Regions from separate parts of the Mus musculus genome. Here region 2 is linked to region 1. The links are chromatin contacts, found by Hi-C in ENCODE. All regions are on one chromosome and are shown on one strand. The core of a region is the stretch at or near the end of the contact, and the rest is flanking DNA. Distances in the headings are between cores, read along the strand shown.

Evidence for each region. Hi-C counts contacts between places; a loop is a spot of excess contacts on that map.
Region 2: a loop to region 1 is called in a map of T-helper 1 cell, with 120 times the contacts of the local background. The contact joins the promoter of Nsa2 here to the promoter of Vmn1r-ps103 in region 1. A Hi-C loop is called at or near these places in 3 of 37 maps with a recorded cell type or tissue (T-helper 1 cell, T-helper 17 cell and regulatory T cell).

What each region holds. Positions count from the first base shown.
Region 1 is chr13:22,439,154-22,442,730 of GRCm38, forward strand. Vmn1r-ps103 (vomeronasal 1 receptor, pseudogene 103) reads left to right here and starts at 2,119. Exons shown (of 1, transcript NM_134211.2): 1 at 2,119-3,090. The coding sequence starts at 2,119. The coding sequence ends at 3,090.
Region 2 is chr13:97,136,026-97,139,309 of GRCm38, forward strand. Nsa2 (NSA2 ribosome biogenesis homolog) reads right to left here and starts at 1,901. Exons shown (of 6, transcript NM_021552.5): 1 at 1,730-1,901. The coding sequence starts at 1,732. Gfm2 (G elongation factor, mitochondrial 2) reads left to right here and starts at 1,912. Exons shown (of 21, transcript NM_177266.5): 1 at 1,912-2,034.

The sequences.
Region 1 (3,577 bases), core at 869-3,368:
GGTTTACAGAGTTAGATTGTGTCTCCAAAATAATAAGATAAAAAATTACAAATATAACAAATATAATTATATTACAAATATATAGTTTGCCAGCAGTGTGACTCCAACATAGTCACTGCTGTTTGTAAAGTTTGTACGTTTGACTTCAGATACATTTCCACTTTTCAAGTATTGGCACTTGTTTTCTTTTACAATAGCATTATAATTCCTCAGTTGAAGCTTTTCCTTCTGGATTCATCCTTATAGTCTCTTGATTCTATCACCTAATATTATAAATATTTATCTCAACTTCAGTTATTGTATGCCTGGTGCTTGTGGATAACTATAAACCACAAAGTGTAGCAGTTATCAAGACCATCTTGAGATGTCTTGCTACAAGGTTCCAGGTTATAAACTAGTACATCCTGAAACAGCTCACCTTAACTTTACCCCAGTGATAACTGCCAAAGGGCCACAATCATTTGTGGTTTGTTTGATTGTTTGCTGGCTTGCTTTAAGAAAAATCAGGATGTATCAAAAGATGGCCTAGTTGGCCATCACTGGAAAGAGAGACCCATTTGTCATGCAAACTTTATATGTCCCAGTACAGGGCCAAAAAGTGGGAGTGTGTGGCTAGGAGAGTGGGGGGAGGGTATGGGGGACTTTTGGGATAGCATTGGAAATGTAAATGAGGAAAATACCTAGTAAAAAATATTGAAAAAAAAGAAAAATCAGGATGAATGGATATAATCTATCTCAAGGTCTTCGAGCTTTAACCTATCATGGGAATATCCATCCATCTAAACAGAAGTTTCTTCTCTTTTTTTAAAATTAATTTCCTTTAGCATTCCCAAATAATGGAGGAGAGGAGTCACTTCTCTATCCTGTAATAGTCTATTTCAATAGAAATGAATGACTTATTAGAAGTACCAGCAGGAAGGAAAGCAGGGAACAAAGGCACTCGAAGTCCTCAGAACACAAAAACCTATGGAGCCACTGGAGCATCTTGATTCCTTTCATTCTAGAAATGGTGCCCAAAGCTTACTAAAAATATCTGAGATATGAGAATGGAGTGCCACAACCTGAACAATAACATCCTGCTGAGGTTTAAGTTCTAAAATCAGCTCAGACTGATATAGAACAAAGCAGCCTGCCTAACAAACAGGTTGGAAAGAAACAGGAAGAGTAGCAGGCTGTAAAGCAAACTCTTAATATCTGCTACTCACATGGCAAATGTTGCCATGAACACTTAGATGGGAGAGTCCCTGCTCACAACTGTATACCTCAACCTACTGTGGTCATTCAGCCATATTGAGACCTCATAACTCATAAATCACACTCATCAATTGGCATCAGCTAACACTTCATTAATCTCCTCCCCCATCCCTCTCATCAGTAGGAAGCATCCCAGGGTTCTACCGGGCACTGTCCATGGCTACAACATGGTGGTTACATGAATTTTTCACTCAGGCTTTTAAGAACATCTTCCTGTGATTCAGATTTAACTGTGGGACTTTATCTAGAAAGTTTACACAATTTGACATGACACTAAGGACTACTTTTTAAAAGTATCTAGTAAACATTCATACAGAGCAAAATCAATCAATGATCAATATAAAAAACCTAACATATTGATATAGAAATTGAAGTTATAAACCTTTGAATTCAAATGCCATTCTAGAAATTGTTGGCTTTTCAAGATGCAGATAAGAAAGGAATATTGAACAAAGGAGGAGAGATGTTGCAGGTTTTGACTAGAAGGGTTTCTCAGGATCTGTGTGTGTTGTAAGGAAGGTAGTCAGATTCAGCATGAGTCTCAGGCTTTGGGAATTGGGTGAGAAAATATGTTCAAAAAATTTCAACATATATACAGATGTTGGAATTCAATTCAACAACACACAGAAGTAACAAAGATAATGCATACATTTTACAAATGAATACATACAAACACACGAACACACATGCAAAGAAACTTGAAGAAGTCAATGTTTCTAGAGTAAAGCTCAAAAATAATCTCCTTTAAATCTTAGCTTTGAATACCAGTTAATAATATCGTCTATGAGACCATGCAAAATATCCCACAGACCACAGGATAAAAGAGAAGTTTCAGAGACCTAAGCTGCAATATTACCTGTGTCCATGACTGCTTTTCAAACTCAAGAAAATGCTACTGTGCAAATTTGCTGTTCATACACATATCTAGCATTAAGGAGGCTTTCTTCAGAATGTGTTTGCATCCTGTATACAAGTTTTTCACCTAGGAAGGAAGACATGGTTTTGAAGTACATTGAGGAAATTATTTTCCCCTCCATGACAGTGCTTGGCACTCTGGGGAACATGTCTGTTTCTGTGAATTTTATGCTCAGTTGGTGGGGAAGCCCTGAGAAGAAGCCCATACACCTTATTCTCATCCACTTGGCCTTTACAAACATCATACTCCTTCTTACAAAAGGACTGCCCAAGGCAATAGAAACTTTTGGTATTAGAAATTTTCTAGATGACATAGGCTGCAAGATAATTGTTTACCTGGGGAGAGTGGCCCGGGGCCTCTCCCTCTGCACCAGCAGTCTCCTCACTGTGGTCCAGGCCATCATCATCAGTCCCAGAGCATCTGGGTGGAGGAGGCTCAGGCCAAAGTCTGCACAGCACATCCTTCCATTCTTGCTATTCTTTTGGATACTCAATGGTTTAATAAGTATGAACCTAATACATTCTATCATAAGTACAGGTATGAATATATCACAGCATAAGAATAGTGACAACTATTGCTATTTTATGCAAGAAAGTCAGGAAATAAAATGGATTGTTCTCCCTCTCATGGTCCTGAGAGATGCAGTGTTTCAGGGTGCCATGGGAGGGGCCAGTGGCTACATGGTATTTCTTCTCCACAAGCACCACCAGCAAGTCCTCTACCTTCAGAACTCCAAGCTCCTCTACAGAACTCCTCCGGAGCTGAGAGCTGCTCAAAGTGTCCTCCTTCTGATGCTCTGTTTTGTTTTCTTCTACTGGACAGATTGTGCCCTTTTTTCTAATTTTAAGTCTCTCTTCAAGGGACAATGCATTGATGGTAAATACTCTAGAATTTCTGAGCCTTGGTTATGCAACTTTTAGCCCTTTTGTGTTGATTCACAGGGATGGGCTTCTGGTTGATTTTTGGCATGCCCAGATGGAGAAATTGAGAAAATGTCACTCTCATTTATTTGTCCAATAGGTGTCAGAAGATGTCAGAAGACTGTGGGTAAGATGAAATCCCAAAGCAGCTTGTGCATGTAATTATTTTCAAACACTCTTTCTGGTGACTCACAGCCTTGAACTGAAAGAAAGACCTTAACAAATTACACTGATATAGACATCTCATTCTCTATTTTCCACTCTTGGAAGGATATTTAAAACTTTTCTATGTTTAAACTAAAGATTCTCTGCTTAGTTTCTTAAATTTGATCCATGCAATAAGACAGTAAAATGATTCTCATAATCCAAAGAACACATTCTTAAAAATATTTCTTGATGTAATGATTTAACATGAAATTGATGGATTTTTAAAAGAATGTTTATGTCTTAATTACAAAAATTTCTCAGTCACATCTGACTAGACAGT
Region 2 (3,284 bases), core at 651-3,150, about 75 Mb after region 1:
AGGACCTTCAGAGGAGCAGTCAGTGCTCTTACCGCTGAGCCATCTTTCCAGCCCTATTCGAAGACTTTAATATGATGAAGTGAAATATATTTTTATCTTGGACAGTATTCATGTGCTTACACCTGCATGACTCTCAGGGAAAGCTACTATTTAATGAAGGTATTTATTCAAAATCTACTAAAAACATAAGATTACTACAGGATTTAATGCTTTTTTTTTTACTTTAGATAATAAGGTAAATTACTTTCAGGTCTTTTTAAATTAGAAAATGTTATTTTGCCGGGCAGTGGTGGCACACACCTTTAATCCCAGCACTTGGGAGGCAGAGGCAGGCGGATTTCTGAGTTGGAGGCCAGCCTGGTCTACAGAGTGAGTTCCAGGACAGCCAGGGCTACACAGAGAAACCCTGTCTCGAAAAACCAAAAAGAATGTTATTTTTCAATCGGACGTGGTGGCGCACGCCTTTAATCCCAGCACTCGGGAGGCAGAGGCAGGCGGATTTCTGAGTTCGAGGCCAGCCTGGTCTACAGAGTGAGTTCCAGGACAGCCAGAGCTAAAAGAGAAACCCTGTCTCGAAAAACCAAAAAAAAAAAAAAAAAAAAAGAATGTTATTTTTCTAAAACACAATTTACATAAAACAAGATTTGCCAATTTTAGTTGTGGGTGTGTAGTTGTAATTCCTGCCCAATCATAAATTTCTGTATCCATTATATTCAAGATGGCATATTGATTTTTCCACCCCAGAATGTTCCTTTGTGCTACTCTAAGGTCTTCTTTTCCCATCTTCAACCTTATATTTGTATGGTTTACTCTGCCCAGTGAGTAGAATCTACAGGACACACATCCTTTTGCATCTGGCTTTTTTTAACTAGAATATATCCATTTATGTCTACCAGCTCTTAAGTACTTTATAGCACTTGGCCATATCCCAGTGTGTGGATATAAACTCATTTCTTTATCCATTTACCATATGATGTATATCTGGACTGTTCATTTTTTTCCATTGGTGATTAGGAATAAAGTTGTAATAAATATAGATGAATTCAGACCTTTGCTTGGAAACTGTCTACTGCTGTGTTATCTTCCAAAGTTGGTGTATTATTTTGCATGTTGTCAGTACTATATGGGATCCCATTTGTGTTTTAAATTGTTTCATTGTTAACAATGAAACTGTAGTCAGCATCTAGTTAGATTTGAACCCTCAAAACCAACCAACCTAATAAACAAACAGGCACAAAACCCAGCTCAGAGATTAAAACTAGGTAACAAAACCCTTATGGGTGTTGTTTTCAACTGCTATCACATAAACTTTGCAGCAACTACAAAGAAGGTTTATGGCATTCCACTTTGAAGAGAAACATCCAGTATAATGAGAATGGCAGGTCTGGTAATTCATATATAAAGAGAATGTTTTGTTCCGCAACTCATTCGCTGTTTGGCTTTTTGCAAAGAATATAGTATACTGAGCATTAAAACGGTGTGATGCGACTATAAAGTTATTATCACAAGTCTCAACTGCATTCCATTAGGTTGGCACTGACGCCACGGTAGCAAGATCAGGACTTTTATAGTGAACTCTTGTCTCATCCCAAGATTTGTGTTCCGGGTCCAGAAGCTGCATCTCACGCCAAGGCATCTCAGTTCCGCCTACCACGGTCCTCTCTCCCCGACAGCCCAACCACGCTAACCCCAGGCCCTTCGTCGCCCGCGTCCGAGGAGGCCTCCTTACCATGATGACAGCCGCGGAGCACCGGTCCGCGACCTCCCGGGTCTCAAAAAACTCTTAATTTCTGGATGTCACTGGTCCACGAGCCTGCCTCGTTCAGCCCAGGACGGGAAAGGGTAGTCCTTTAAGAAGGCCGAGTGGAGCGCAAGCGCCGCACAGCAGTTCCGTGACGTCTTTCCGTTCCTAGGCAGATGGGCGGAAATTGACAGCAGGAGAATTTTAGCTGAGACGCCACCGGAACTGCTTAGAGGGCGGAAGGTGCTTATGGAGCTTTTGTAAGCTGGGAGATCCGCGGGTTCCTTCTGCGGGTATGAGGGTGTCTGAGGTGGTGGGATGTGGTACCGTGTTGCCGGTTCCTCTCTTACTCCCCGGCGGACACTAGCAGAACCAGCCAGGCGCCCTGTGCGTGCCGCGGTCTTGCTGGTCTGCCACTGCTGACCTCGTAGCTGCTACTGACAGCGGGTTCCAGACGAGCACTCCCCGGCCTCCGGGCCCCGTCTGCCGGGTCACGGACGTGTTGCTTCATCCATTATGGAGGGCGACTGATTTGTTAGTCTGTTTCTGTCTCTCCTGTTGCTAGCGGATGCACAATTGGTTGAGATATGTTATATGGAAAATAAAACTACTGGCCAGGCCAGGAAAGCAAAAGGTACTTGGTTTTTGTGGACGCCCAGGACTTTCCCCCTAAGCTCTTGAGAAATCCTGTGTAATTAAGGGCAGTTTTTACCTTTTAGAAATCTGTGTGGTTTTTCCACCTTATTATTATTATTTTTTTTTTAAGATTTATTTATTTATTATATGTAAGTACACTGTAGCTGTCTTCAGACACTCCAGAAGAGGGAGTCAGATATCGTGATCGGATGGTTGTGAGCCACCATGTGGTTGCTGGGATTTGAACTCCTGACCTTCGGAAGAGCAGTCGGGTGCTCTTACCCACTGAGCCATCTCACCAGCCCTTATTATTTTTTTTTTTAAATGTGTAGTGCGTACCTGGTGCCCTCCGAGGCCAGAACAGGGTGTTGAATCATAAAAGATGGTTGGGGGGGCTAGTGGTTGCTGGGAATTGAACCTGGTCCTCTAGAAGGGCAGCCAAACTTAACCTCTGAGCCATCTCGTCAGTCCCCAGTTTTATCCTTGTACTGTAGTCACAGAAGTTCACTAGCTCCAATTTGGAACTACCAAAATTGAAAAGTACATCTCAAGAAGCCCTAGCACTTGGAGTCAAGCTGTTGCTTTTTTTTTTTTTTTTAAACATCCCTTCCTTTTTTGATGTTTTCGAGATAGTGTTTCCCTGTGTAGAGCTGGCTGTCCTGGAACTTGCTTCGCAAACAAGACTGGCCTCAAACTCAACAAAGGTCCGCCTGCCTCTGCCTCCAGAGTGCTGAAATTAAAGATGTGCACCACAACCGCTGGGCTTCAAACTATCATTTAAGTCCCCATAGTATAATGTTTTTGTTTGTTTGTTTGTTTAAATCAGAGCTAGCGCTGATTAGCATTCGTGTATTTTCAGGTGCAGTAAATTACGCAATTTCTCAAGCTAGAGTATGCTCCCTCTTCC